5 separate regions of the Mus musculus genome follow, and regions 1, 3, 4 and 5 are each linked to region 2. Evidence: chromatin loops called from intact Hi-C (ENCODE). Cell type or tissue: left cerebral cortex. All regions are shown on one strand. Links, peaks and the distances in the headings refer to the core of each region. The heading gives the core; the rest is flanking DNA. Region 1 has its middle 13 kb from the start of Gm39674. Region 2 has its middle 13 kb from the start of Bod1. Region 3 overlaps D630024D03Rik (RIKEN cDNA D630024D03 gene). Region 4 holds the start of Gm39674 (a long non-coding RNA gene). Region 5 has its middle 6.6 kb from the start of Gm39674.

What was found. A loop is a pair of places that touch in the nucleus more often than their neighbours do. Peaks named below come from ENCODE experiments on the same cell type or tissue, not always from the same donor. Only the 100,000 strongest peaks of a DNase experiment are listed, where the experiment ranks them.
Region 1: it touches region 2 in a loop (4-fold over the local background); 8 of 42 quality-filtered maps call a loop at or near these places.
Region 3: a loop joins it to region 2, with 5 times the contacts of the local background. A loop is called at or near these places in 2 of 42 quality-filtered maps.
Region 4: a loop joins it to region 2, with 4 times the contacts of the local background. A loop is called at or near these places in 8 of 42 quality-filtered maps.
Region 5: a loop joins it to region 2, with 4 times the contacts of the local background. A loop is called at or near these places in 5 of 42 quality-filtered maps.

Annotation. Positions count from the first base shown.
Region 1 is chr11:31,761,512-31,767,666 of GRCm38, forward strand. No RefSeq gene overlaps it. Among named protein-coding and RNA genes, the nearest start is that of Gm39674, 13 kb to the left of the region's middle. In left cerebral cortex, for the core only: no CTCF peak of the experiment used is centred there; a DNase peak (open chromatin) is centred at 2,526; H3K27ac peaks cover 1,543 bases.
Region 2 is chr11:31,681,439-31,687,593 of GRCm38, forward strand. No RefSeq gene overlaps it. Among named protein-coding and RNA genes, the nearest start is that of Bod1, 13 kb to the left of the region's middle. In left cerebral cortex, for the core only: no CTCF peak of the experiment used is centred there; DNase peaks (open chromatin) are centred at 2,895, 4,136, 4,294 and 4,783; H3K27ac peaks cover 2,580 bases.
Region 3 is chr11:31,814,380-31,820,534 of GRCm38, forward strand. All of the region lies in intron 1 of D630024D03Rik (RIKEN cDNA D630024D03 gene), which reads right to left. Among named protein-coding and RNA genes, the nearest start is that of D630024D03Rik, 7.1 kb to the right of the region's middle. In left cerebral cortex, for the core only: a CTCF peak has its summit at 2,298; DNase peaks (open chromatin) are centred at 1,910 and 3,847; H3K27ac peaks cover 2,127 bases.
Region 4 is chr11:31,748,570-31,754,724 of GRCm38, forward strand. Gm39674 (a long non-coding RNA gene) reads right to left here and starts at 2,727. Exons shown (of 3, transcript XR_872342.3): 1 at 2,689-2,727; 2 at 1,246-1,732; 3 at 884-1,117. In left cerebral cortex, for the core only: a CTCF peak has its summit at 3,228; DNase peaks (open chromatin) are centred at 5,274 and 5,473; H3K27ac peaks cover 1,215 bases.
Region 5 is chr11:31,741,586-31,747,740 of GRCm38, forward strand. No RefSeq gene overlaps it. Among named protein-coding and RNA genes, the nearest start is that of Gm39674, 6.6 kb to the right of the region's middle. In left cerebral cortex, for the core only: CTCF peaks have their summits at 2,387, 2,590 and 3,707; DNase peaks (open chromatin) are centred at 1,158 and 3,631; H3K27ac peaks cover 1,809 bases.

The sequences.
Region 1 (6,155 bases), core at 322-5,321, 80 kb after region 2:
CTCTTTCCACAGTGACATTTGCAATATCTGTGAATGAAGTTGCATAAAATGCATGTGCAGGAAGGTGCCAGTAGCAACTATCCCTGTTTCTTAGTCCGTTTTCTGTTGCTGTAACAAAGTACCCGAGTCTGGTAATTCTAAAAGAACAGGTTTATTTGGCTCACAGTCCAGAAGCTGAGTGGTCTAAGAATTGACCTGGCATCTGGTGAAGGCCTTGTGCTGCCTCCTGAATGGTACATGGCACCTCATGACAGACGGGAAAACACAGTCTGGTTCTTCCCTTTCTTCTAAAGCCATCAGTTCTGTCTTGCTGGCACCACTCTCAGGCCCTCATCTGATACTAATTGTCTGCCAGAGACCTCACCTCCCATGATACTGGCATATAAATTTGGGGTGGTGTGGGGAGGCAGGGTGAGTTTATAGCACTTGAACTTCAGAAAGACACATTGAAACCACCACATTTTAGGCATGGATTTCGTTGTCAATCATTTTAGAATCTGTGTTTTCCCCAGCAGACGGGATTGTTCTCTAGAAAGAGGCAAGATGGGAACTCCTCTACACATATATATAGTTCCCAGGTGGGCACACCTCTGTTTAGTGTTCAGCAGGCCCATTGTTACAGGATATTTACCTATTTACCAAGAAGCCATGTTGGAACTTCAGCCTCTTGCCTCTTGGAGGCAGATTCCAGGGTCCCAGAGTACAACATGCTTTCCTGCTTCTGCTGGCGCTGGGCTTGGGAAGGCGCTCCCACACATTCTCCGCCACACTAGGTGGCCCCTGTGGGGTGACCTACAGGTAAGGTACGGAGGCAGGCAGCCCCTATGAGGAGATGTCTCTGCAGGTCTTTCTGCAGAGGCAGAAACAGCAGCTCAGAGCAAGGACTGGTGTTGAGCCTCTGCTGCATGCCTGCAGTTCACATCTTACTGCTCAGAGCAAGGCTTTCTTCTTGCTGCTTCCAGGAGCCACAGACACAGGAGATTAAAATAGTCTCATATCCACGATCAACCCTGTTCCTCCTCTTTGAACCGCCTGAAGGTTCTTAGCCTCTGTCAAGGTACACTCGAGGTCAAGACGATTCTTTGCTGCTGGGGCTACTGTGTTTGGAAGCTGGGGCTACCATGTTTGGAAGTGTCTTAGCCCCTAGATGCCAGTGATCCTGCCACTGTTTTTTGTTTGTTTGTTTGTTTGTTTGTTTGTTGCCATAGCCACAGAAATGGCCAGCTCTCTCAGGGAAGCTGCATGGCAGAACTGGCCTGGCTAAGAGGCCATGCCATAGAACCGTCACTGCTAGGAGTTGCTCAAGAATCTTTTTAGACTATTTCTAAGCCTTTATTTAAAAACAAATGCAGATGACTTTAGATGTATACAGTTCTTGACCAACTTGCTTTTTTGCATGACAATAAATCTTGGTCCTCATTCTGTATCTGTGCCCTGAATGTCTCCTGGAACAACTTCATGCAATCACTGTCTTCTGTGGCCGATGCTTTGATTGGTGGACTTGACAGTCCCCTGACAACACCTTTGAGTTGATCCTCTCCTAGGGTTTTGCTGTTAGCACCCTGATCTGCCCCCTCAGCACCCTTGCCTGAGCAGGGACTAAATTCTTTTGTGTGTGTTAGTGAGTATTATAGAGGTTATGCACATGTGTAGACATGCATTTGGCATGTGGAGGGAAGGTGGACCGCAGCTGTCTTCCTCAATTGCTTCTCCACTATTTTTTTTTTTGAGACGTGGTCACGCACTGAATCTGGAACTCACCGATTGGCTAGCCAGTGAGCATGGTCTTCCAGCCTCTGCCCCACCCCTGCCATCTGAGCTTGGTTTTGTTGTTTGTTGGTTGGCTTGTTTTTTACAGGGAGGTGGTGGATTTGATCTCAGATTCTCAAGCTTTATCAACTGAGCTCTCTCCCTAGCCCCAGGGCTAAGCTCTCGAAGGGGGAGCATTGGACTAGAGGTATGTGCATTTTTAAAATTCTGAGTGGCTACATTGTTCTCGAAAATGGTTTGTACCCAATTTCTCATGAATGTCTTCGTTAAAAGCATGCCATATTTATGAGCATATATTGTGTTGTGTGTTCTAATTCAATTCCTACTACCATCGATCGTGCTCTGCAGTGCCTGACTTTATTCCCATCCGGCAGCTTGTAAGTGGCAGAAACTGGAGCCTCCCACCTGATCTGTGCATTGAGAGTTTATAATCTCTCTCTGAGGTCTGTCTCTTTCCCCCAGGTTCTAGTGATGACTAGAGTACTTGACCCACTATCATTGCTAGAGCAGCAGATCCAGCCACAAATACAGAATCCTAGTCTTTCATCCTGGGAGGCTCCAGGCCCACCTCCTCTAGGAAGCTCTCTGGGATTGCTCCAGCAGTCCTCAGATGCCCTCTATGAATAACACTGTGGGATCCCTGGGGATCAGCAGTTGGCACTTGAAGCCAGCAGGGTAGATGTGTGGGTATGTAGGTTGCTATGGGCAAAGAGTCAGGTAGACTTAAGTTTGAAATCTCCTCAGTCATCTGCTCTTTCAAGTGAACATACACAAGAGGTCCCTGTCGGGGCCTTTGATGCTCACAGTCACTATTCTTGTCCTAGTTGCTTCCCCTTCTCGCCTGTTTTCCTTTTATAGGAGTTGGCTTACTCATGGTGAACCACAGTCCAAAATTAGTGGATGGAAGATTCCAGAAATAAACACTTCTTAGCTTTAAAATCAGATATCATTACACGTCAGGTAGGATAATAAAAAACCTGCTCCTCAACTATACCTGGGGGCAGTTATGATATGCCCTCAGCGTACACATCTGGTGCCAGACCCTCAGTTTGAATAAAGCTGTTCATTTCAGAAGTTTCTTATCAAAGCAGGAAAGAGAGAGAAGAAAGGGGCCCAGAGCACTGAACCAGTTGTCCTGGCAAAACCAGCTGAGCTCTGCACTCCTGAGAGTCTCTGCATCTGCCATGCCAAGGGCCCATCGTGGCTTCTCTTCCAGGTCTGGGTGAAGAACTGCCACTTTGCTGGCTGTGAGGCCTTGTTGCAGGTTCAGGAGGTGGAGGGGATATCTGTGGTAAGCACCAACACAGCCTCCTCCAGATAGCTCACACGAGCCTTATAATGAACCCATCCTGACTTGGCTTGGCTTTACTGCTGCCCTGACTAGTTTTTGTCAGTTTGACACAAGCTAGAGTTGGATGCAAAGAAGAGCCTCCCCTGAGGAAACACTTCTGTCTATCAAGTCGCCCACAGGCAAGTCTGTGGGGCATTTTCTTGATTGCTAATTGATAGAGGATGACCCATCCCACTGGGGGCAGCACTGCCTCCAAGCAGGCAGTCCTGGGCTGTACGAGAAAGCAGCCTGAGCAAGCCATGAGGACCAAGCAGCGTTCATTCCACCACGGCCTTTACTTCAGTTCCTGACTCCAGGTTCCAGCCTTGGCTACCCCCAGTGATGGATCTGCAAGCTGAAATAAATTCTTATTTTGGTCTTAGTGTTTCATCACAGCAATAGAAGTGAAGGGACATAGTCTCTGAACTTGCCTTTTAATTACAATAGACCTGGCATCTCTAGCCAGCTCCGAGATCCTTTTGAGAGTCCATTTGTTGCATTTCCTGAGATATTTCCGTTGCCATGCAGGGAAACCTCTGCTGATTAGCTCAGGTACCTTGTCCTGATAACAGAAAGCTGGAAATACAGGGGGATTGGACCTTCCTTAAATGCCACCAAGGGAAATTTTCTCATGGTAACCGACACTATGTCAGACAGGGACTGCCAATCATTTCATATCTGACAGAGCCCAGGGTAGTAGAATTATCCCAAATGAGAGGGTCCAGGGAAATCCAAGGTCTCAAAGGCAGCTTGAGGCAGAGCTGGCCCTTGAACTCTGGTCTTTCTGGTCCAGAGATGAGGTCCCAGTCCATACATACCTGCCTTGGTTTTCACATACACATGCATGTGTGCACACAATGCACATTGCAAACATGTACACACACACACACTAAGAGAGAGAGAGAGACGGAGGGAGGGAGAGAGAGAGAGACAGAGAGGGAGAGAGAATGTGTGCGTGTGGAGGGGCAGGGGGGATGACATGTTTTTTCTGTTCTCCTTTGAACGGAAGAAAAGCAGCCATGACTGAGGCTCAGAGCTAAAGTTTAAGGGCAAACCAAATATTTGGAGAGGAAGCCATGATGATGTGGTTTTTTGACATTAAAAAGCAAGAAACATGTTAATTGGCTCAGGTTCTTCCTGGAGCAGAGAGGAGTTTCCCACAATGCATTGCAGGAGAGTAGGACAAAGAAAAATAAAAGCAGCTGCGTGCATGATTCTCTGTTCTGTGTGTGGGTGTGGTCCTCAGCACAACGGGGTCAGGTGTATGCGAAGACACTAGAGAGAGCAATGGCAGGAATGGGCACTCAAAGGCCTGGGTTCTATTCAGCATCGCCACCAGCCAGTGATCCAGAAGAAATCACTAATCTGGACCCAAAGCCCAAATCTTGAAGAACTGAATGGACAATACGCCATTTCCCTACTCCATTGAGGTTTGACAAAGACAACCTTTTCCAATTGAACAAGGAATTCTATCTCAGAGGGACACACACCTTAACCATCAGGGGTGGGCATGATTGATCAGAGTAGCCAATGTTTACAAAGCTCTTACCGCAAGCTAGCCAAGAACAAGAATGGGGCAAACCACTGTGACTCAGTTCCCTCCGTCCTCTGGTATCTTTTTATCCCACACTAATAGGAAGATTGAGGCTTGGAAGAGGCTCAGTGATTTGCTCAAGTAACAGAGTAGAAATAAAAGCAAAATGAAATAACAAAAGCTACTGGCAAATTCAGGGTTCCCCTGGATCTACTTCAAACGGGGTGGGTGGCAGACAGGAGAGAGCCCCAAGACTGACCTCCTCAAGAGCCCCTGACTGGCAGCAACTGGGAGTGCAACTGGATAGGCTTGGAGAGGCTCCAGTTAGTAAGTCATTCACTGGGGCCAGAAACCTGAGCTGCTCCTGAGAGGAGCTGGAAGGCAGCCGGGGACCTGGGGACTTGTCCTATCTCGGCTTTACCTTCATAGGCTAAGTAGCTTTTGGCCCTTGTTAATGGCACCATCTCAGAACAGTGCCGGGGAACCACAGGCCATAAAGGGAGAATTTGGGTTAGAGGCTTAGAACCCCGTCACCTGCAAACTCTCTGGGGAAAATGCCATGTTCCAAGTCCCCCATCCTCCTCCTGTGTTCAGTTCCGCCATGTTCCTGGATGCTGACCTGACAGGCCTACTGGCTGCCCTTGCGGTGAATCCCATGGTCTGAAGTTCCCTAGGAATTCTTTCTCTTCCTCTTTCCCGGCACCTCCCCTTCCAATGTACCTCAGAACAACCTGTAACTGTGAGGTCTGTTAATACTGCCCAGACTCACCTCAGCAGGAGGAAGCTAAGTGAAAATGAATTCATACATTAGACACTGACAATGTTGAAATTTTGGTTTATTTACTTTTTATTTGAGACTGGTCTTGCTCTGTAGCCCAGGCTAGCCTGCCATTTGCCTTTGTTGTGCAGGAAAGCCTTGAAACAATGGCAATCCTCCTGCCTCAGCCTCCCAAGGACGTTATTCATTTGTTTAAAGAAATACACTGTATGATACCTTTTAAAACATGCGTTCTAATGGAATAGACGAGGCTCTGGTTTGCTAAGTTGTCCTTTTACAATGTCATAACAATGCTTCACGTTCACCAGAGATGCTTTCACCGTTGCCTTCATTTTTTCAGATGAAGAAACAGAGGCACAGACAGGGAAAGGAACTTGCCTAAGGTTTCATAAATTATAGTTTACTAAGGCAGCGTCTACTCAGAGAGTGAGGGATGATAACCCCCAATTTACTAGGTCCTTGAAAGAAAACTTGCCCCTTTCCTCTGCATCCTCCTTCCCTCCCGTCCTTATGGACAAGAGGGTAGGTACCTGTAACACTTCCCTTCTTTCTTCCCTCCCTCCCGCCTTCCTTCTGTCCTCCACCCCAATCTTGTAGGGGAACTGAGATAGCTTTAAGTCAATGTTTCTCAACCTATGGGTCTCAACCCCTCGGGGGCTGAATGTCTCTTTCACAAGGGTTGACTAGGAACATTGGAAAGCACAGATTTTTACATCACGAATAATAACCATAGCAATATTGCA
Region 2 (6,155 bases), core at 418-5,417:
TTGGTCCTTGGGAAGCTGTGAACTCTACACTCAACCGAATGTGTGTAACCACCCACAAACTCACTCATGCATACCTATCCAGTGCCTGGCATGCACTGCCCTGTGCACAGAGCTTGCCCCGAAAGGAAGAGTGGTATAGTTGTCTTAGTTAGGGTTTTACTGCTGTGAACAGATACCATGACCAAGGCAAGTCTTATAAAGGACAATATTTAGTTGAGGCTGGGTTATAGGTTCAGAAGTTCAGTCCATTATCATCAAAGCTAGAGCTTGGCAGCATCCAGGCAGGCATGGTACAGGAGAAGCTGAGAGTTCTATGTCTTTATCTGAAGGCTGCTAGCAGAATACTGGCTTCCAGGCAGCTAGGATGAGAGTATTAAAGCCCACACCCACAGTGACACACCTACTCCAACAGGGCCACACCTTCCAATAGTGCCACTCCCTGGGCTGAGCACATACAAACCATCAGTCTTCCTCCTTGGAGTTTTCCAGTCAGCAGCAACCCCAATGCCAACAAGCCAAGTCCACTTCAACGTTGTGCCAGGGAGATAAACAGATGCACAGATGCATCTGGAAAGGCCTCTCCTGGGAGGTGCCATGGGAGCTGGGACCTAAATAACAAGATACTGGCCACACTGGGCCCTGAGGGAAAGGTCCCAAGGAAAGTAGCCACAGTACTGCCCATCCTGGAGGACCCGCCCTTACAAGTGACCTCTTCAATAAAGGCCCCTATCAACTTGACACAAAGCTAGAAATACTTGGGAAGAGGGACTCTCGACTGAGGAATCGCCTGCATCAGATGGGGCTGTGGACACACCTATGGGACGTTTCCTTGATTTCTAATTTATGTAGGTCCCAGCCCACTGTGGGCAGTGCTAACTCTTGGCAGGTAGGCATGAATTGTATGAAAAGGGTAACTGAGCCAGTATGCTGGCACTTTTATGCCAACTTGACCCAAGCTAGGGCCATTTTAGAACATTGAGAAATTTCAATTGAGAAAATGCCTCCCACCCAATTAATTGGCTTGTGGGCAAGCCTGTGGTATACTTTCTTGATTAATATGAGAGGATTCAATTCACTGTGCATGGGTGGTGTCACCCCTGAGATGGTGGTCCTGAGTGCTAAGATAAAGCAGGCTGAGAAACTCATGAGGAGCAAGCCTGACAGCAGCCTCATCATGGCCTCTGTGTCAGCTCCCGCCTCAGTTCCTGCCCTGTGTGAGTCCTGCCCTGACGTCCTCCAGCAATGGAGGATGATCTGAGAGCTGTACGCTGAAATAAATCCTTTCCTCTCCACGTTGTTTACAGTCATGGTCAGTTTCTATGAGTAATAGAAACCCTAAGACAGCAAACCAGAGAGAGCAAGCCAGTGAGCAGTGTTTCTACGTTGATTTCTGCTTCAGGCTCCTGCCTAGAGCTTCCACCCTGACCTCCCTTGATGATGGACCATAACCTGTAAGAAGAAACACATTCCTCCCCAAGTTGTTTTTGGTCCTTGTTTTTTTTTTTTTTTTTTTTTTAATCACATCAACAGGAGAAACCAAACCAGGATAGCCCCACTTCTAAAATCATAAACAGACGGACTTGGAGAATGTTTCCAACATATGAATTCTGGGTTCACAGTCAAACCATAGCAGTAGGTGACTCCCCAACCTTCAGCCATGCATTTCTGGAGGCTAATCTCTCCTGTTGCCTTCTGAGAGTGCATGCTGCTGCTGGCTTTCCCAGGCTGAGTCTGGCTAAGCTGTGGCCAGATGACTTCAGTAGTGGGCCCATTCTCCAGTCTCCTAGGAAAAGCTCACATATATGGCCAAGCCTTTCCTGGTCAAGCTATGACCATCAGAGTCCTACAGCTTTCCTAGGGGTCCAGCCATCATCCCATGGCCATACTGGCAAGACTCATGGAGTCTGGCAGCCAGGGACATTTTAGTAGAAATATGAATTATGAAATTCCATTATGTGGAAAGGGAGCTAAGAATTTAGGCATTGAATGTCTCATTCATTCATTCATTTGAGCTAATTTGATAAATACAAGGATCTATGCTGATTACAATGAAAAATCTCTCTGGCCCTGGGGATATCAGTGTTTTTAGGGGACTTGTTAACAGGCACAGAATAAACACATAATGTTGAATCACAGAGAAATGACCAGAACATACCAGAACATATACTATAGGTGTGGACATGGTCAGATGCAGTTTGCTAAGGCAGGTCTGATAATAATAAATACTCAGAATGCTTGTGAAACATGAGAGTTTCTGTTATTAACACTCCTTGCCACATTATTGCATATGGAGGCTGGCCCAAGAGTGTCTGAAATCTGGGTAGTTCTAAGGTTAGCCACGGAGTCCTGATGGTATTTGTGATGGTTTGTATATCCTTGGACCAGGGAGTGGCACCATTTGAAGGTGTGGCCTTGTTGGAATAGGTGTGACCTGGTTGGAATGGGTGTGGCACTGTGCGTGTGGGTATAAGATCCTCACCCTAGTTGCCTGGAAGTCAGTCTTCTACTAGCAGCCTTTGGATGAAGACATAGAACTCTCAACTCCTCCTGCGCCATGCCTGCCTGGATACTGCCATGCTCCCAACTTGATGATAATGGACTGAACCTCTGAACCTGTAAGCCAGCTCCAATTAAATGTTGTTTTTTTATAAGACTTGCCTTTGTCATGGTGTCTGTTCACAGCAGTAAAACCCTAACTAAGACAGAATTGAAGACCATTTCATGTTTATAAACACCAAGACGAGGTTGCTGTGTGCCTCACAATGACAGTGTATGTACACTATGTTAAGTATTCCTGGCTTGCCTAGCTTGCCTCTATTTAGGGTTTGTCCCTGTTGCCAGATTTCTGTGGAGATTCGCCTGGCAGAGTTTGGAATAGGTGCCACTTGTCTTTTACATCTGATGAAGCCAAGTGTGCCTACATCTTGGGTGAGGCAGGCATAGAGAGGAGGTGTGTGTGGCAGAGCAATCTCTTTTTAGATTAGAAAACAGAATTTGTGTTTGCAAAAAGAGCCCTATTTATGTGCCCCATCTGATGTCAAACCCATTTTATTTTAAGCCACCTCCCTTCCCAGAGCACAAGCCACCGTCCCTCTCCTCCTCCCTGCCCCCTCCCCTCACCCCATCTCTGCCTCCTCTGTTTCCTCTGACTTCCTTTCACTTCCTGGTCCATTTTTCTTCTTTCTCCTCTCCCTCTCCTTCTCTTATCCGTTTTCCTCTTCCTCTCTCCTCCCCTTTCCTTTCCTCTTCTCTCCTCTTCTTTATTCCTTCCTTTCCTCCCTCTTTCTCTCCCACCTCTTTCTCCACATCTTGCTTCTTTTCCTTTATGAATCACCCCACACTAGATGGCTTTTGAGCTGTAATGTAATAGTACTGGGGGAATTTAATTCAGGGACTTTAGGTCAACAGGGGCTGTGGGTGTGATCTACGGTGCGGTGTCTGCACTGATTGTTTTTCTTTAGAGAATGGTAGCAATTCAGTGTCACACAGACTGATTTGAGCATACATTTAGTTCCCTTGGCTTCTGGGTTTCGAGATGATTGAAAGAGAAAAGAATGGAGTGCCGTCCCTCTCGGCAGCCCCCTTCCTAATGAGAGTTTCTTCTCCCCAGGCTCTGGAGACAGACCTCCAAGAGTAACTGGGTGCAGCCAAGGGCGTGGCCCAAGTCCTGACTGAGACTGGGCTCTGAGTGGGCTAGAGGAAGCCATTTTAAAAGAGGAGATTGGGTGTGGTGTGGGGAGTGAATGATATCCTGAATGAATGTGTATTTCTGAGATGAGCGCGGGCTGGGCCGTGTCAAGGACCCCAGTGCCTCAGACCCACAGAGATGACAAGGCCTTCCCCTAGCCAGGGTCAGAGGAATGGCAAATTCTTCCCCTGGTCCAAGTAGAACATTACCGGATGGTTGGCCTTTAACTAATAATATCAGTGTGTGCAGAGACTCTCAACTGCAGATTCCTCCTTCCAGATGAGTGAGTCTGGATGGAGGCTGCTCCCCCCCCCCACAGACCTCCCACATAGGCTAGTTAACCTGCCTCTTCCTTGGTCTTGCTGTGCATGTGTGCTAAGTGGGTTGTTGCTGGTGTGTCTCCATCTGAGCTCACAGGCCACCTGATCCCAGCGTTTCCAGATCAGTCTTTCCTTCACTTCCCACTTCCCATTGCTTCAGTTAGTTCTTGCAGGCTGCAACACACAGCAGCCACATCTGGAAGATGCTTTCCAGGTGTCTAGTAGAAAGGAATGGTCTACCTTATCAGGAAACCCTCCTAGGGATGCTGTGTAAAATCAAAAAGGGGAGGCACAGAGCATACACAGAAGGCCCAGTGGGAGTGAGCCTCCAGGAATAGACCTGTCTACAGGAAAATCAAAAAGGTGCATATCTGCATACTGTTTCAAGCTACTCCATGGGCTTAAAATGGCAAAATTAGCAGGAGCTGTGCTCATTGACTCAGTTTCTCCTGCGGCCTGGCACTTCTAAGCATCACCTTAATGTGACACAACGACCCTTTGAGGTGGCGTGCTCATGTCCCCATTTTACAGGGACCAGACGTGAAGCTCCAAGAGCAAAAGCAGGAACCAAGGTCCTTGCCTGCTCTAGATGTGAGAGCCCCCAGCCTTGGGAAGGGATCAGCAGGCTGTGGAGGTTGTCTAAGTGGACGAACACAGCAGAGCACAGAGGACACCGCAGGATCACCCGGTTTTATTGTGGACCAAAGATGACTAGACTCCCATCAGAGTCTGGTCACTGCTCAGGCACAACCATAGGACTGGGCCTGTGGTGGGTGGGAGTGTGTCTCAGAGTGGAGGCAGAGCTCTGGAAGACTGCCGGGAGGGAATGGAGCTCCCCCAGCCGTATCCCAGACAAAATCTGAGGTCTGAGCAAAGGTGCCAGGCTGGTGTTCTTTCTCCTGACGTAGGGAGGGAAGAGAGAACCAATGTTGTCTTAGGAACCAGACAAGCCTAGATTATATTGACTTTCCCTATGGATTTGCTGTGTGTCCTTGAGCAAGTTTCTCAACTTCTCTGAGCAAATTATCCGTATTTCACAGGCTTGTGGAGACAATGAGATATGTTACTATAGATGAACTCTGAGCTTCAGTTTTATACAGTATGAACACTCAATGACATGCCTGATACTATCCTGATGTGAATATCGTTATTTTTTGGAGAGTCTCCAAAAGTCTTGGTTTGTTAGGAGCCACCCCCACCCTTGTGCAGCTCAAAACATAAAGGTTCAGCTTCCCTTTCTTGCTGAGCAGCTCCTCAACAATCAGGATCCATTTTCAAAAGTTTCCTACATTGTGAAGGCTCTGCCAAGGTTTGCAGCCCAAAGCATGTCAGTATCTCCAGCGCTCACCACACCATGAGTGATCGATCACATTTGCCCACAGTCAGGCTTCAGGAGGTGCAGAAACTGGTCCATTCCCTTTGAGTAACGTTTCTCCATTTGTGATAGGCATATCCAGGGGAACACCAGACCCCTTCAAGTCTCCTAAAAGACACAACTAGGTTTCTGCCTCTGGGGTGTTATTTACAGTTTTCATCTTGTTGGTATTTGCTCTGCTAGTGAACAAAACTGCTGGCATTTTAGTAGTAACAGGAAGTGATGTCAGAGCACTGTGCAGTAATTGAGGTCTCTCTGCTGGCACACACTTGCGAGCACACACATGCCAGGGTCAGTTATGAATGTCCTTAATGAGGGCTGAGATGTGGCATGTGCCAGGCCCTGGGTTCAATTGCTAGCAAATCCCACAAAGTCTTCATCTAAGCAGAAAAATGTTTCATTTGTAGAACTCACCCTGAGTATGTGTGTATCTGTTAGTAACCTATGCAGCAAAGCAAGCAGGGAATAAAGAAAGCGCTTGGTTCTGTGCTGAAGCTCTGCACCATTTGCTTCTGAGCCGGGAAGCCGTTCTTCACAGAATGCCATTTCTACCTGGGAGACTTGGGCATGGTCCACTAGACACAGGTAACTGGCCTGAGTTTCCTCAGAAGTTAGCAAAGAGAGTCTGTCTTTGCAGTAAAAGCAGCTGATGGTGTTTATGTAAGGGTAACACTATCTGTTAAGCCACTGTGAACTCAGGGGTTCCTTCAAACCCTTGGTCTAATGGGATAGACAATGACAGGCGCGATGCCTTCATCAGGTAACAAGACAG
Region 3 (6,155 bases), core at 326-5,325, 130 kb after region 2:
AGACAGAGAGAGAGAGAGAGAGAGAGAGAGAGAGAGAGAGAGAGAGGAGGGGGAGAAGGAATGATGGAGAAAGGGAGGGACGGATCCAGACCTCCAGGATGAGAAGCCTGTGCTACATCCTGGATTCCCACATGAATGTGAACGAGTCTTCCTGTCTCTTGCGGTGGCTGTTGAGTGTCCTGTAGGGTACTCACGGGAACCCCTACAATTGCACATGGTACACACAGGATGAAGGTGAAATATTCCCTATTGTTATCTCCAGTGCTAAATTAACAGCTGTTGGAATAAGCAGAGCAAGCGGGGCTAGCGGGGCTTTAAAGAGCCAGTGGCTCCTACTCCAAAAGGAAGAAGCCTGTAAGCTTGGTCTTGTCCCAGCCAAGTCAAGTTCCTTTTCTAACCCTGAAGTGACTTCCTGTTACCTAGCACGCCTCAGCTATCACAACTGATCATTCTTCCTTGAGATGCTGCCGTCACCTGTCCCCAGGGACAGCACTTATTTGACTTTCTTTTCCCCTCCAAGTACCTCAGTCTCCTCTGTGGCCTGTCCCCTGCCTGCCTGCCCTCTGTACTTCAAGGTGCAATGACCTCCTTTCTCTTCCCACTCATCCTTGAGACCCCAGCCAGCCTTCTGGCATCCCCTACCACAAATGCATCCAGAACAGTCCCGACTCCACCTGGCCATCCCTTCAGTCTGGACTCAATATCGTCCTCCTACTCCACGCTGTCACAGGATGTCTAACTCAACATTCCAATAGGTGAGTCTAGCATACACAAAATAAATAGCCTGTACCCAGTGTCTTAGTTAGGGTTTCCATTGCTATGAAGAGACACCAGGACCAAAGCAACTCTTATAAAGGACATTTAATTGGGGCTGGCTTACAGGTTCAGTGGTTTAATCCATTTTCATCAAGACGAGAGCATGACAGTATCCAGTCAGACATGGAGCTGGAGGAGCTGAAAGTTCTATACCTTGATCCAAAGACAGACAGGAGAAGACTGGCTCCCACATGGCTAGGAGGAGGGTCTCAAAGCCCACCCCCACAGTGACACACTTCTTCCAACAAGGCCACGCCCACTCCAACATGGCCACACTTCCTAATAGTGCCATTCCTTGGGCAAAGCCTATTCAGACCACCACACCTAGCAACTGAGATTCCCATTGCTTCAACAAAAACCCTAGTGCCATTTTTATTTTCTATTCCTCTCATATTTCACAGTCAACACACCAACAAAACCTGCCTGGTCAGCCTTTACACCATACCTCGAATCTATTCATCCAGTCCTAGGACTGCCATACTGTTTTAAGCCCTGATAGCCAACCTGTGCTAATAACTGGTACCTAATAAGTATTTTCCCTGTCTTTGACTTAAACTCACCTCTAAACAATTTATATCCCAAATAACAACCAATGTGATTCTTTGAAACTGTAAGATCACATCTCCTCTCTGACCTACACGTCCATGGCCTCTCCTTTCATGTAGGTTAAAGGACAAATGTGTATCATGTGTACCACAGCTATACTACCTAGAGGACCAGAGTGGCCCTAAGGACGAGAGAGGAGAGGAAGGAGCCTCTCTCTTCGCCCTGAGCCTGCACCCAGGGGAGGCAGGAGCACACACGCCTTCCTTTCCTCTCCGTGCACATTCCAGTTACTCAGAATGGAAATTGTAATTATGCAAATGAGAGTCTTCTTGAGGTTCTAAGTGAAGAGGATCCGTTGGTCTCTCAGATGAGTAACTAAAAGAGATTAGAGCTAACTCTGAACTCCGCCTCAGAGGGTTTGAGTACGGAAAGTAGTCAAGCTAGCATTTTGCAAGTACATAGTGGATCTTTTTTCTGTTTTAAAGTTCCCTGTTGCTCAGAACCCAAGGAATTTTGCCATTCTGCAAAGAGTTCTTCCTACGCATGGAGCCACCCCAGCAACTAAGCCGGCATGGAGATTTCTCCCCAGCCCACAATTCACCCACACACGCACGCTGTTGCTTTACGGTCTGGAGCATTGCAGTGGTGAGATTCTGTCACTTATGCACAGGCACACTCACAGTTGATATATGACTTTGCTATAAATTGAAAGAGGGCCCCAGCAACCACTTACTACAAAAACATCATTCATTTTCTTTTAGATCCAGGGATGTCATGAAAACACAGCTTGCCCAGAGCCCCACATGGTGAAGACTTGTCTTTAATGTTTCATATCTTTGGCCTAAACATTGAGATGCAACCCTGGGCCACATATAACAGCCAGCCTTCTGCATTCCTGACCCAGGCAGCTAGGTGGCTGTTTCCTTGGGAGATTTCTTTTGTTCCCCAAATCCTCGGTGTCACCTTTGGGTTCCGCATCTGCTTCCTCATTGTTGTGGAGCTGCTGATGGAGGCTGTGATTATCTACTGACTTTGGCTGAGGTTTCTAATTGGAGGTGGAGAAGCTGTCTACAGCCTCCTGGGTGGGCATGTTGGTTGACCAGTCTCACTACTGGGTTAAAACATGGTGAGCTAGGTTTGTTCTTGTTAGTTTCCCTACTAAGGAGTTGTTCAGGTTCCTGCCTGGAGTCTATTCCCCTAGCAGCTGGTGGGGATACTTTCACTCTATATAGTCCTGTGAAATACAGCTTTGTACTTTATAGCTCCTATGCAGCACGGCACCTAGTACCACTAATTCACCTTCCCCAAGGAAGAGCACCCTGGATCTTATTATGACAGGGAAGGGACATGTGATTGGAGTCCCAGTCAGGGTGAAGGAGTGATGTCTGAGTGGTGTTGATACTGATGGGGGTAATACTGATGGGACCAGCAGCAATGATGGTTTTGGTGACAGTGGTGGTGGTGAGCTGGTAGTAGTGGTGGTAGAGCTACTGGTGGTCTTAGGGGTCTAACCTGCAGCCATTATGGCTGAGCTGGCAGTAGTGGTGACTATGGTGGTACTGTGGGGGCTGCTGCTACTGCAGTGGTGACTGGGATGTACTGTGGGTGCTGCTGCTGCTGCTGCTGCTGGTGGTTCCTCCTGTTCCTCTGCCCTTTCTGTTGTCTCCTACTCCTCACCCTGGCACACAACCATTGGCACTCCTAACTCCTGTCAAATTCTGGACAACTCTGGCTTTTCTCTTAGGTGACTGCTTCCTCCAGTTGGCAAACACATTACTATTCAGCCACCTGCTTCTCCCTTTACAGAGGTTTCCTGACACAGCCACACCTTCATGTTCTTTGTCTTTATAAATGTATCCCCGCTTCCAACTCATGATCATTTCTGTGGGGTTTAGGGAAGAAGTGGGTTTTTAAATAGAAGTTCCCCACTGCCTTTGGAACAAGGCTTTATATCTTACATCTTCTTTTCAGATTTCCTCTTTTCATTTGATTTTCTATATAGAGAGTAAGATCCTTCCCACATGTCCCGGGCAAGCTTGGATCCTGGGTCTCCATTTCTCAAAATCTGAAGAGTCTGGGGATCTTCAAGTTTTGAGGATTTTTAAAAGAAGAATTTTTTATTTTTTTAAAAAAAGCATGCTTAAGCAAAGTTTTGGAAAATTAAATCCAATTATAAACATTTACATTTACCAAATATTTGCTTCCAATACTGAAAACAAAGCACAAAGCAATATAATTGTGCACTGTTCACAAGATAATTACAGAATTTATTAAATATATTAATTCATAATACATAGGCAGAGTAGCACAGTAATGAGATGCGAGGCTGAACAAGGGTGAACTGGAGTGATGGATGTGTTCTTTGCATTTCATTTCAACTCATTTAGACGCAGAATTAGCCTTCAGAGTCAGGATTTCCATAATGACAGTGGCCCTGCACGTGCTCCACTCAAGCTCACGTGCCTTGCCTCAGCCAGCTCCAGACAGCACAGCACAGCTTCCCATAGGCAGTGAGCACTTAAGTTGCCTGCCTATGAGAGGCAGTGCCGTGTGCAAAGGTCTGCAGCCTGCCTGCTTACAGCAGCCGCTTCTTGCAACATTGGCAAGCTTTGCCCATGAACACGTCTTGGGACTGAATGTCCTCTTGGGCCCTGACAAGAAGACAGAAAGGGGATTAAATGGCTGTCTTAGGTACAGTTTCATTGCTGTGAAGGGACACCATGACCAATGTAACTCGTATAAAGGAAAACATTTAATTAGGCTGGCTTACAGTTTCAGAGGTTCAGTCCATTATCACCATGGGGAGAAGCATGGCAGCGTGCAAGCAGACATGGTGCTGGAGAGAGCGGAGAGTTCTGCATCTTGAAAGCAGCCAGGAGGAGACTCTGATTCCACACTGGGCAGAGCTTGAACATAGGAGATGTCAGAGCCTATCCCCACAGTGACAAACTTCCTCCAACAAGGCCATACCTACTCAAACAAGACCACATCTCCTAATAATGCCACTCCTTATGGCCAAGCAGTCAAGCACATGAGTCTATGGGGGCCAAACCTATTCAAACCACAATGACCAACATGGCTTCTCTTCCTTTAAGACACTTAGTGCTACTGGGAATTCCACAAAGCCTTGGAACCTAGCTGGATATTTCTCTTTGCAGCATACTCTAACACTTAAAGAAATACAGCCGGGTGTGGTGGCACACGCCTTTAATCCCAGCACTTGGGAGGCAGAGGCAGGCTGATTTCTGAGTTCGAGGCCAGCCTGGTCTACAAAGTGAGTTCCAGGACAGCCAGGGCTATACAGAGAAACCCTGTCTCAAAAAAAAACAAAAAACAAAAAACAAACAAACAAACAAACAAAAATACAAAAGGGGAAAATCTGCCTGCTTGCTCAAGAGAAATATATCAAGCTTTGCTTTGCCACATTTTCTCCCTCTCAGTATTGTCATAGGTGTACAAGTATGTGCGTGCACACACACACACACACACACACACACACACACACACAGAGAGAGAGAGAGAGAGAGAGAGAGAGAGAGAGAGCACGTGAGAGAGTCAGCTTGAAATAAAGCAATTGGACCCGATCAGACTTGGATTCAGATCCCATCTTCTCTCTTCCCTTTAACAAGTGCACAGACTTAGACCGACTTGAACCCTTGACAGATCCTCTGAGCTACAGTTTTCATGAATACGAGCAGAATAGCAATGGTATCAATCGCATATATTATTTCAGGATAAAATAATGCAAAATAATACATGCAGAATTATGCTGGTCACAAGTACAGCTGTTTAGTGTTCTTGGAACAGTAGCTGAACTCCTTCCCTTGACTCCCGAATTTAGCACGTCTTTATTAAGTACAAGGCAGCAGGGAACAGATGTGAACAGAGCCAGATGTGGACATTTCCACCAACGAGCGCTGTGTACTAAGACTCTAGCTCACAAGACCAGCAAGCTGAGAGGATGGAACAGGCCTGGATCATGAAGATGGGATCTGGCTGGCAGAAATAGAGGGGTTTTTTGAGAACTTGTAGAAAGAAGAGTTGGTACTTTCCACCTTTGTGACTGAGCATCACAGTCCAAGCACCCCTGATGCTTGCGATTGCCTAATTTTCCCATAACTCCTAATGGCTGCATGACATCATCCTGCTTCTAGGTGTTGTGATCTCACTCACCCTTCCCTGTCATTTGATTTCTCAGCTATCAATTTGGAGCTATCACAGGCATCACTACAACAAACATACACCTGACAGTTCTGCCCCTCAGGAATTACTTCCGGGTCATCCAGCCTGGTTCAAGGGCTATGAGCACTCTTGTCAGCTCTCTGCCAAGTTCTTGTCAATGGATTCACACACCAGGTGTTATGACTTAATGTAGTTTGTCAGAATGGGCTGAAGTAGAACTTCCCCATTGTTCAGTTTTGACTTATTTTGATATGTTGTCTGATGGGGAGAGTGCCCAGTCGCCAGGCAGGAGGGGAAAAGGAAGCATTTCTTGTTGATGTGAGAGAATCCCTAAGACAGGGCCATTTATAAAGAAGAACAGTTTGTTTGCCTCATGCCTCACGGCGTTGCAAGTCTAGGAGCCTGGCACCAGCACCTGCCTAACATGTGGGGAGCCCTCCTGGTGTGGTAACAGAAATCAGACATGTATGCCAACCCAGATGTGTCTTCCTGCACTTGGCCATCATGGGTCCACCCTCATGACCTCACCTAATCTCAGTCATCTCACAGGTGACACCTCCAGCCACCATGAATGTGTGCTGCACATTACACTTCCACCACATGACTGTGGA
Region 4 (6,155 bases), core at 831-5,830, 68 kb after region 2:
AAGCCCTTTATTAGGGAGTCATGGCCACAAGCAGTGACTATAAGACCGAGAATGCAGAGACAATGGTGAGTGTGCTGAGACCTTTGACTGACCTGGTTGCTGGCTTCTGGGCCTTACCACTGGATACTGTCTCCTTCGAAGCCTTCCTCAGCCCTTAGGGACTGTGTAAGCCTTAAACTCCTAACCGCTGCCCGGCTGTCCACAGGAAAGCTATGAATGCAAGATCACAGGGCAGAGAGAGAGCTACAGTGGCTGGGGAGTGCTTGGCACACCACTGAAATGATTGGTGAGAGAGAAGCAGAGGCAGGAAAAGGCCCAAACCAGTTTCCTGGACAACGTGACTAGAAGAAGCCTGCACTACTTTGGCAAGCCAGAACCTTGGAGACACTCAAGTGGTCAAGGTTGGTACCATTACTAACTGGAGATAGGACCTCCAGCCAGATATCCTGGGCCTCAAGGCTCCTGGTGAAGTGGAGTCTTCCTGGGTTACAGGAACAAGGTCAGGGCAGCCACCTGGAAATCCCTTCCCAAACAGCAAGCATCTCTCACTGGCCACCGTGACTGTGAAATCAAGTTAGGCTGAATGGCATGGGAGACGCCATAGATAAGAACTTAACCCATAAGATGAGTACCTGATGCCCAGATAAAGGAGTAGGGGGTGGACAAAGGGTCTTACGCTCCTCTCAGACCTGTAGTCCAGATTCTAGAGCAAGACACCCTGCTCAGAGCTCCTGTGTTCATGCAATAAGCAGATCTGTCATTTACTCTCTCCCAGTCATCTCCTCTGTGGCAGCCAGACTGGAAAAAAAAATCATAGGTCCGGACTGGAGGAGGGGTGAGGACCTCCACCTCCCCAGCCCCCCAGCACTACACTGGCTCATTTCACGGGCAAGAGTGATTGATTATACCTCTGACCATTGGTAATTAGCTCAGTCTCTAATTTTCACAGAGGGTAGGCAGTGGGGCTAACCATTCTAACACAGTAGACCTGCCTTGTTGGCTGTCCTGGTTGGTGATCAGCCTCATTTTGAAGCTGTTGGGACAGTCCAGCCTCCAGTCTGTTCTTCATCCCAAAAGGCTGGGGATACTGGCCAAGCCCCGGGGCTCTCAGAAGCCACTATGCCAGAAACCAGAGAGTCAGAGAAAAAGTTGTAACAAAGTTATAACCAAGGACTCTCCCATCTCACTCATCACTTGGCAACTAAAGAGTTTGTGAGCCTAGACAAGGGCTAGATGCACACCTACCACAGTAGCAGCCTGGTCTGTGCTTGAGGCCCACACAGTAGGGACCAGTCATCAATGAGATCAGGTCAAATCAGACATCGACCTGCCTGATCATCAAGAACATCTTGAATGAGGTTGCTGAACAGTAAAGGGTTGAGTAGTTTGTCAAAGTCCTTCTAAATTCATAAGCGATAGTTCAGCAGCCAGACCCTAGCGTCTTTCCAGGGCATGTGATCTGGCCCTGTCCATGGTCTCTGATGGTTGTCCTCCTGTGTATGCTGTTGGAACCCAGAACCTCTAGTCTGAAAGGAAGGTGCCCGGAAGCCCAGTGGATGCTTGGTATCCTTTATACAACACTTGTACCAGGCATAGCTGTCACTGACCGTGCTGGGCTTCACATGCAGCCTCCAGGAGTCCAGAATCTGGTGTCAGGACATCATGGGGCCAGCGAGCAAGCAGTTGTGAAGTCTACTTTCCATCACCCATGCCTTTCCTCAGTTTCCCCCATCTGCAAGATTAAGGATAATGGTACTCAACCAATTCATTTTATTGACCTGTTGACAGACTGATGCACTATGGTCTGCCTGCGTATCTTCAGTTTCCACCTCCACAGAGGCAACGAATTACAGGTTTAAAATAGAAGACGTGGACGGATCTTTTCTGGACATCCTCTTCTAAACTGTAACCATTTGCATGCTATTTATGTGTTAGGAATGCAAAGACCTATATGAAAGGACTTTGTCACCTCATGTGTGATGGCAGCCATTTTATATCAGGGACTGTCAGTTATTCAGGGCTCCAGACGTCTCTCCTCTGTGAACAGCAAAGGACTAATGCACATCCAAGCACATCCTATTAAGAATGCATCACTGTTCGCTGGAACCTTCTAGTCCTCTCTGTTCCTGGGGTCCTTCCTAGCTGTTTAGCTGACAGACTGGATCTCTATCTCCTGACCCCTCCCTCAGCTGCCCCAGTTCCCAATGATTCAATTTATTGCTGCTCTGCAGGTCAGACCTTCATGCTGTACCCCACTTGCCCAGTCAACTCAACTGGGACTCAGACTGAGCCATGCCTCACTGCAGCCCAGATCTTATGTAAATCCATTGCCTCTGGGTAGCATTCCAGCATTCCCTGTGTCTGACTCCAAGACCTCACCCAGTGCTCTTAGAGATCGCCACTTTCTTTGCTTTCTGGTGTTTTGTTTTGTTTTTTGTTTTCTTCCACCTACAAGAAACATAGAGGTTGAATTCATTTATGTCCTGTTTAGTGTTTAGTCAGGAAGTGGCAAGTTGAAGTCTGTGGAATTCTTATCCTTGTGAGCCCAGAACATAGCTGTACACAGAGAGAGTGGCTTATAATGCTGGAGGGTGGGGAGTTGTCTTAGATAGGGCTTTACTGCTATGAACAGACACCATGACTGAGGCAAGTCTTATAAAGGACAACATTTAGTTGGGGCTGGCTTACAGGTTCAGAGGCTCAGTCCATTATCATCAAGGCAGGAACATGGCAGCTCTAAGCAGGCATGGTGCAGAAGGAGCTGAGAGTTTACATCTTCATCTGAAGGCTGCTAGTGGAAAACTGACCTCTGGGCAGCTAGGATGAGGGTCATAAAGCCCACACCCACAGTGACACACCTACTCCAACAGGGCCACACCTTCTAATAGTGCCACTCCCTGGGCTGAGCACAGGCAAACCATAACAAGAGATCTAGATTCTGCAGGATGGACCAGCAGCTGCAGACTCAGGACAGCTAGCTGACGCTGGAGATTTCTCCTTTGTTCTAAGGGGCCTTCTTCAACCATCAGGGGATTTGTTTGTTTGTTTGTTTGTTTGTTTGTTTGTTTAGTTAGACATGGTCTTTCTATGTAGTATCATCTGTCCTGGAACTTACTATGTTGACCAGATTGGCCAGAAACTCACAAGAGGTCTGCCTGCCTCTGCCTCTCAGGCATTGGAATTAAAAGGCATGAGCCACCAAACACAGCTGCCACTTTCAACCACTAGATGAGGTCTACCCACACTATGAAGGGTACGTGAGGTTTTTTCAGTGTTTGTCCATTTTAACGTTAATCTCATCCCCACGCCTGCCCCCTCTAGCTGACACAGAACCTTAACTGTCACCTCTATTAACTGCACAGTTCACTTCCCCATGCTAAGGAGAATGCAGTGTAAACAAGACTCCTGGCATCCCTTTTAAGCAAGGAGCCCATCTCTATTCTGTCTCCTTCAGAGGTTTGAGTTTGAGGTCCTCTCCATCCCTCTGATTGTATTTGTTCTTCTGATGAAGGTGAATCCACTGCTGACCCCACACAACCCTCTTTCTGGAGTCCTGGGCATCTGGCTACCCTGGGGAATGACAACTTTGGCTTCCCCCCACTTCATCCACTGCTCCTCCAGCTTCTGTGGGCTGGGAATTCTGCCTCCCTCTCACTAAGAATGACCATGAGAGCCAGGCTGAGCTAATTGCCACCCTCTCTGGGCAGGTGTGGAATCAATACTAATGATAAGAAAACAGTCTCTCAGCCTCACAGACCAGAACAGGATTGAGGGGGCCAGAGAAGCAACAACGATATTAACTAATATCCTTATACCCTTTCCTCTGTTTCTGTTGTTTAAGCTTACCTCTGCTTTTTCCAACAAGCCAGTCATACACACACACACACACACACACACACACACACACACACACACTCATTCACACCACTCACACTCTCTCACATACTCACACACTCACACACACTCATACACACTCATACACATACACCCACACTCACAACACTCACACACACACAACACTCACACTTACAACATTCACTCTCACACACACAACACTCACATATTCCCACACTCGCACACTCATACACATTCACACACACTCACAACACACACATACACACTCACACACATATTCACATGCACACACACATAACACACTCCCATTCACACACATTCACCCACTCACACACACTCACCACACACACACTCACTCACTCACACCACTCACACTCTCACATACTTACACACACTCATACACACTCATACATACTCATACACACAATTCACATACACTCACACCACTTACACACACTCACACACACTCATACACACACAACACTCACTCTTACAACACTCTCTCTCACACACACACACTTACAACACTCACACTCACACACATTCACACACACACTCATAAACACTCACAACACACACACTCACTCACAAACATATTCACATGCACACATACATAACACACTCCCATTCACACACACACACACACACACACACACACACACACACACACACACACCACAGCTGCTACCACCACAACCACACAGTGGCTCTCAAGATGAAGTAGGTTCATCCTCTGAGAATACATTTGTGTTCGTCACAGTTCAGGGGATCCTGATGGTATCTAGTGGACGAAAACCAAGGGTGCTGTAACTAGCTGTGATATGTGGACAGCCGGCCAGCCACCTCCAGACTTTCTATGGCCCACATGTCAACAGCCACTGACATGGTTGTACAGTGCAGCACTGCTGCAGCCCTCTTTGTGCGACCATGCCCACTGCTCAGGGATCTCTTGATGGTGCAGTTGTGGGCTAGATCCTACACTACCCAACTATTCCACATCACCTCCACTGTCCAGACCTACCCACTGATAACCAGATCCATCATTACAGTCTTCTCAGCTCCTGGTTCTACTGTCTAACAAGAGCCTGAGTCTTGGTAGTGTCTGAATGTCATAGAAACAGTATCCCTGTCCTCCATCTTGGTAGCATTGTTTTCTCTTGGGCCTGAATGAGGTTTTGCTTATGCTTTTTTATTAAGCATAAAAGAGAAGGCCACTCCTCCCCAGCTCTCTGCAGATCCCTGGCATAATTTCCCACTCAGGGCTCTTGCTTTCCAGATGTGTTATCAGGGGCTCTTGTTGCTATAGAAAATTCAGAGGTGAGTTGGAAGTTGATGCTGCTTGGTTACCATGGCAATGCCAGCTCCTTCTGCCTCCACAGCAAGGCGGGGTGGTCACAGAGAGGCTGTGAGAGCCCCTGAGAACAGTCCAAGCAGAGCCCTCCCACTTGCTTCTAACACCAGCCTTCACCCATTTCCCAGGGATGCCTGTCTACCCCTGACCCACTCTCGCTCAATTCGTGCATCCCTGTGAGGAAGTGGAGACCTGCAGTTCGCCCTTGCCCTTGCATGAGGTGCTAAAGTCCTACTGTGTGGCATTTATACTCATTAGTGAGTCAGCCCTTGCACCAGCCCTCGGGATGATGCTGTCAGATAGCCCCCATCCTGTGGGCCAGTTGCCTTAGCTACTGTCAAAGGAAATTACCCAATTTGGAAGGAGCTATTTTCAAGCCAACATAGGAATAGCTGCTTTAGTTCTTTTTCTATTGCTAACGAAATGCCCAAGACTGGGTAATCATTATAGAAAACAAGTAGATTTGGAGACTAGGACTTCAGAGATCAGGCATCAAATAAGGATTCTTCCTGCATATCCTAACAAGGGAGGCAGAGCAGCTATACTAGCTCATCTCTCTCTCTCTCTCTCAATTTCTCTCTCTCTCTCTCTCTCTCTCTCTCTCTCTCTCTCTCTCTCTCTCTCTCTTTCATCCAGCTGCCCATGACACCACAAGTCTTCCATCCTCCTGAGCTTGTTTAACTTTAATTACCCCCTTGTGACCTTAACTCCAAATTCAGTCAACATATGACCTTGACGGTTAGGCCTCCAGTCCCTGAGATTTGGGGAGACAATGAAATCACAGCTTGGCTCTTCTCCTTTGTAGAATATAAAGGAGACTATTGAGCGCCTCCCCCTCATCCCCCACTACATGGGAGCAGCTGGGACAGCTTCAAAGCTTTTGTATCTCCAGGTGGGCTCTGAGCAGATGCTAAGTGGAGAGCTTTTAAAGGTAGTTGTCACCTTAGGT
Region 5 (6,155 bases), core at 686-5,685, 60 kb after region 2:
CAAGGCTCGGGCTCTGCACCCTGTATGAACTTTGCTGTCTCTGGCTGATACTTCAGGGTTTATTTGGTGACACCTCTTCCAGGAAGCCTTCCTAAATGGCCACCTTTGTTCCCACAGACTCTCTGTTAATCCAGATCAACCAACTTAATCAGCACAGCTCAGGGAAATCATCCCTAAATGTCACATTTCCACTAGATTACAGCATCCCAAAGGCAGACACTAGGTCTTAGGTTCCTTTGTTTGCTTAGCAGTGATTGCACAGGTTCTAGCTCCATGGCATTCAGATATCAGCTCGATAATGGCAGGATTCTGTCTGCTTTGTTCATCTGTGTAGTCCAAGTACATGGCACATGGCTGACATGTGGCATGTGGCAACCTCTGGTTACCAACTGAAGGGATAAATGGCTGATTGGCTCTAGAGAGGTGTGTTCTACTACTACTCAGATGGTGTGTGAGTTTGGGCAAGACACTTTACGTCCCTGAGCCTCCCTTCCCCTCTAACTGGGGATATTAATGGTATTGCTTTCAGAGGGTCACTCTGAAGGCTAAGCAAAGATGCACGGGACAGTCAAATGTCAGCCACATGGCCTCAGATGCTTACACATGAATCTAAGCCTGACCCCAAAGGCCTGGGATAAATTCCCAGTGGGCCTTGAGGTTGTCTTTCTGAGCTCAGAGCTCCCTCACTTTCCTGGGTGGTCCATGGGAAAGGGTTAACAGATCTGTGCTCCTTCTCTTTGGCCAGAAGCTGGTGACCTCTGGGGGTCACCTCTGACTGCTGGGTCATCAGAGGCTTTGTGTAGGGGCTGTTGATGGTTGGACAGCTCTACCGAGTCTTCAGGGCCCAGCTGGACAATGCTGCCAAGGTCACAGTCCCCTTTGCCTCAATGGCTCTTTCTTCAAATAGAGGCAGCCCCTTTGGAAGCTATGGGCAGCTAAGTCAGCCAGCTGTCTGAGGCCTCTCAGGTCCCTTTGAGTCCCAAGATGTGAGGCAGGCCAGCATGAAGGAGAGATAGGCTTCCATGGTGCTTTTACACTGTGGCATCATGACTGGGCTTCATCTCTCTAAGTGTGTGAGTGGGAAAAGCTACCTTTAAACATGCTGGGATTATCTCACTTCTCTGAGAAAGCAACACCACTCACCAGTCATGAGCGACTTAATATGGGACATAAGAGAAAAAAGTCTGGCATGGGGCATGGTTACTGTAATGTTTGCCCAGCATATGTGAGGCCGCATGTTCAATTTTCAGCACAGAGAAAAAAATCATAACAAAGAAATACAGGGCGTGCGGTACACAGCTGTGAGGGCTGATACTGGGTGCGGCCCTCCTGTGCTGGGGAGAGCAACCCAGAAACCCAGGTCTCCATGACTCCTTGCATATGGGTGTTTGTGCATGGCAGTGCTAACCCCGTGTCCTACATAACTGGAAATCTAGGGCACCAGGAATGAGAAAAGGCTCTCATAAGACATACATACCACTGAGCATGTCTGTGCACACAATGAAAAAGAAACATTTGGGATCCAGGTCAGAGGTCCAATGCTGCTTGTCTTGGCCAAGGTCTCCAGGGTACAGCTTCTATGCTCTACAGCTGCTCACTGGAGCTTCACCCTCCTTCCTTCAGTGCTGCCTGCTCTTGTTTGCCGGGCAGAACTTGTCCTTCACAGCAGGATCAAACCCCCTTTCTAAGCTTTCCTACTGCAGCTGATTTATCTCACACTGCCCTTGTCACAGTTGACAGACACGTTCTGTTCATTTGTAGTAATCAATTTACGAGTGTCCTCTACCAAACAGGGGGTCAGCCGTACAGAGGTCAGAGGTCCCGTGTGATTTCGCTGTCCATTTTTTCTCCAACACCTGTTGGGCAGGTGGCAGTGAAGATACTTGATCAGATATCTAACTCTAGATGAGCATCCAGAGAGCTAGGTAGAAGATAAATGGACGGTGGAGCGAGTAGTGGATGGGTGGATGAATGGATGAAAGGAAGGATGTGTGAATAGATTGATAGGTAGAAGATAAACAGATGGAAGATGGATGGAAGGTGGAGGGATGGATAGATGGGTAGAGGGCAGACAGAGGTTGAACGTGGATGGATGGGTGGATGGATGGATGGATGGATGGATGGATAGATATTACAGATATGAGTACATAAGGAGCAAATTGTCCATTTGAAACACAATACCTGTCTAGATGTAGAGTTAATTAACAGTAACTCAAGAGGTTTTGTGTCACAGGGTCCTGTTCCCAGTGCTAGAAGGCCTAGTCCCATGAGAGGAGGAAGAAGATTATAGCCAGTTGTATGGAAGCCTAGCACTGTCTCTACTGGCAGGGAATGGTATGTACGCCCCCTCCAACCCCCATGAAGCAGGTAATGTGCCGTCTAAAGACTAAAGGACACTTCTGCTCACAGGGAGCACCTCGTCTCACTGGTCTCCCAGAGTGTAGAGGAGGAAATGAGAGTGTACCCCACGCCTAAGCTGGCATGGGACAGTGGTGGGGGTTGTGCTTTTTCCCCACCTGGCTGAAAAAACAAAGTGTAAGGAAGCAGGGCGTCCTGCGTGGCTTGGCAGCCCCCAGAGCTGTGATTCCTCTTATGGGGTAGAGCTTGGGTTTAACAGCAGGTGGAGAGCTCTGCCTCCTCTCCTGCCAACAGCTTAGTTAGTGCTCTGGTCTCCCAGATGCAGAAAGAATGGGCAACCACCCAAGCGAAGGGGATGGCCAGGTCAGAGTCTTTGCCTGGAGAAGGGATGTCGGATTCAAGGGGAAAGGTTAAGAGCTACAGAAATGGCCCAGCTAACAACAGTAGATACAGATTCCTATTTCCAAACAGATGTAGGAAATTTTAAGAGGGAAAATATCTGCCGACATAATTCTGAGTGTAATGAAGCAGCATAGTTACTCAGCTCTAGTTAATACGGAGGGAAGGACATGCTCATGCGCATGCGTATGGGTAGGTCCTGCTCCCCTGTGCATCCTGCTCCCCTGCGCATGCGTATGCGTATGAGTATGGCCTGCTCTCCTAAGACTTTTTTTTTTTTTTTTTGAAAGGGCAACTCCCTAGAGGCAGAATCAGAACTGCATGCCTGCAGGACAGGGCAGGTCACACAGATGAGGGAGAGGCTCCAGCTTGGTGGAAAAACACGGTGTGGACAGGCTGCAGTGTCAGGCACACAAAAAAGAAGGGTGTGGACTGTGGCCAAGCAGAGCACCCAAGGAGAGAGCACAAAGCTACAGCCAGCTCCAGGTGCCGTGGTGGAGGGAAGACAGGTCAGAGTGGCTGTTTGGATTCAGACAGGAAACCTGATTGTATATTGTAATGACTAGCTGAGATATTCTTTCAAGCCATTGTTTGCCCACCCTGCAAACAAAGAGAGCCATCCGGCCAGTGCCTCCCTCTGCTCCTGCTAACTAAAGTCCACATTGTGCCATTGTGCTGCTATGGGTGCTTCTGCTATGATCTGTAGCTCTCCCAGAGGTGTCGCAGTGGGGGTCAGGATGCGGCATATGGGCCCTCATCCGACCTCCAGTGTGACTAACTCTCCACTTCGAGAACTATCAGATATTATGGGACATTCTGTTACTTTGAGTCTAAAATCCCACAGAAAACGGAGGAGCAGGGAAGACTGAACGTAGGATGCTAACAATTTTACCTCCCTCCTACCAGTGTCCAAGTATGCATGATGCCTTTTCTCCCTCCTGTGGTGCTCTATTGGAGGAACACAGCCCTGCTTTCTTATGCGTTATACTGTGTAGATAGTGTGTTGTATACACGTACATGTCTCTTGGCACCAGATTACAGGAGCTCCTGAAGGAGACATGTTGAGGTGCATGCTTGTTTGAGGACTTAAAAAAATGCCAGGGGATCACTCCACCAACATTCCCCACTGGAGGGGGATGGGAGCACCTATTTGTACTTCCGGGGCACTTGGCGTCCATGACCAGGGCGTCCTGAGCTCACTTGAACATGCTCAGGGAGAGAAAAAGCTCCCACTCTTCAGGCTGGCTCCTCCAGCTCTGTGCCTTCCTGTGCTCTGATCTTGCTGCTCTGCAGGTGCTCCTTGGTGACTCATCTGCCCCTGGGGACCCCTTGAGGGATGCTGAGGGGTCTTCCCTGGGCCGATTCTCTCCAGGCATTCAGGCCTGGGCTGGAGCTAAAATTGTTCTCTCTACCTTGCTTTGTCTTACTACCGGCTGTTCTGTGTTTCAGCCTGGGGACTCACTTTCCCGGCTGCACCACCCGCACCCGGACTCTTATGTTTTTCTTTCTTTTAACCTCATTCCTTATTAAATCTCCCTGTAAAATTGCCCAAGGTCGTTTATTTGCATAACTAAGGGGAGACAATGATTAAGTCTGAGAGAATACACACGCTCTTGTCACGCCCCTTTTGACCTGGTGGGACCTGTAGAACTCCTTGTGGGCGCTAATCCTCCTGACCCAACAGGAACAAGGCTCAGGCCACCAGAGCAGGTACTGTGTGAACAATTTCCCCTCATGACTGTGTGGTTGGTTGGAAATTTCTGCTGTCAGCGTCAATGAGCATTCACATGGCAAGCCCAGGAAAATTCCAACTCAAAATTCAAAGTGTGAGGCCTGATAAATGCATGCTGCTTCACAGTCATTCTGCTGACAAGGAGAGAGTTATGTTGGACCCTTGGGGGTTGTGTATATATGTGAAGAATAATCTCCTACCCATGTCATTATACAATTAATTCCCAAAGTCAGACACACTCAAAAGATACGGCTTTAGTTTTGTTTTTTTGTTTTTGTTTTTTCGTTTTTGTTTTTTTGTTTTATATCTTTTACTAAAAGGTAGGATTCTTTTATTGGTGTTATTTTATTGTTGGTCTCAATTAAAAAACTCCTAAGACATTAATTAAGATCAATGACTGCACCGTTAACCTTTTTGATTAGCTACACACTTTTCCACTGTGTGGGTGACTCAGGATTTATTTCACTGTTTCCCAGGTGTTGATGGCCATGTGAAGGTTGTTTCCCGGGTCTTTACCACAAGGCACGGTGCTGCAATTTAGTAAATGGCATAGACTTCGATACCCCCTGCAAGGGGTTACCTCATCAAAAGGTGCTTGTACTTTGTATTTTAGTAGGTGTGGCCTGGTTATTGCAGGAAGTCACATGTCTTGCTCTTTGCTGTTACCGTCTTTGCTCTTTGGTATCCCCCTCCCCAGGCTGCCTAGAAGTCGGGGTGACTCCAGTGCAGAACTGCTCCTGGCTAACTACTTACTGCTGAGGTTCTCTTGCAGGGCAGTGCTTTGTGTGTATGGAGGTGGCTGGGGGCCGGAACTGCCCCATTGCCCAACAGAAGCAACTGCAAACTGCAAACACTACTTCCCATGTGTTCTCCGAAGCCTCCTGGGGTCTTAGCATCTCTTAGGTGGTACAGGGTCTGAGGTGCTCCTTCAGCCTTTCTGCATCCCCATAACCTACCTGCCCCCACACTGCCGGCTGGCAGGGATAGAAGGCCCGGGGCCTCTGGCAGCCAGTCAGTGAGGCTCCACATCTGCAAAAGTCCAGGGTCTGTTTGCTTAGGCTTCTGAGGTTAAGGTGCACGTGTGCATGTGAGATCCACTCTCACCCGCTCATGCACTTGTGCACACATGTGCACGCAGCAGCTGCTGTCAGTATGACTGACCTCCTTCCTCAGGTCACCAAGTGCTGTGGCTTCCCTCACCTGGTGGACTGCCTTCAGCTTTGCCACATGCTTCGGCCTTTGGAAGCAATGCGTCCTACATTCCAGGATTGCTAGGCCCTCTAGGCCTCCTGCCATTCATACACTTTCACCCTTAAATCCACTTAATGCAAGGGGGGAAAAAACCCACAGCTTAGCCTTATTCAAAGCTATTGTGTTTATGCAATCATAGGTTAGGTATCCGATTTAAGATTTACATATGTGATAGATACAAAAATATGGACACCTGTGGATTTCCATCAGTGTGGTTCCATAGACACTTTAACCTCCGATAAAAGGGATGGGTGGGAATGCACATCGGTGGTCTGGATTAAATCTTTAACTGAGGACTAAATCATCCCCTGAGTCTCTGGCTGTTTGTGTTAGCACTTCCCTCGGTTCTACCATGCATCCTTCAAAGCGTGCCTTCTGGGGGCTCTGGAATGTACAGTGTATTAGCAAAGTCACT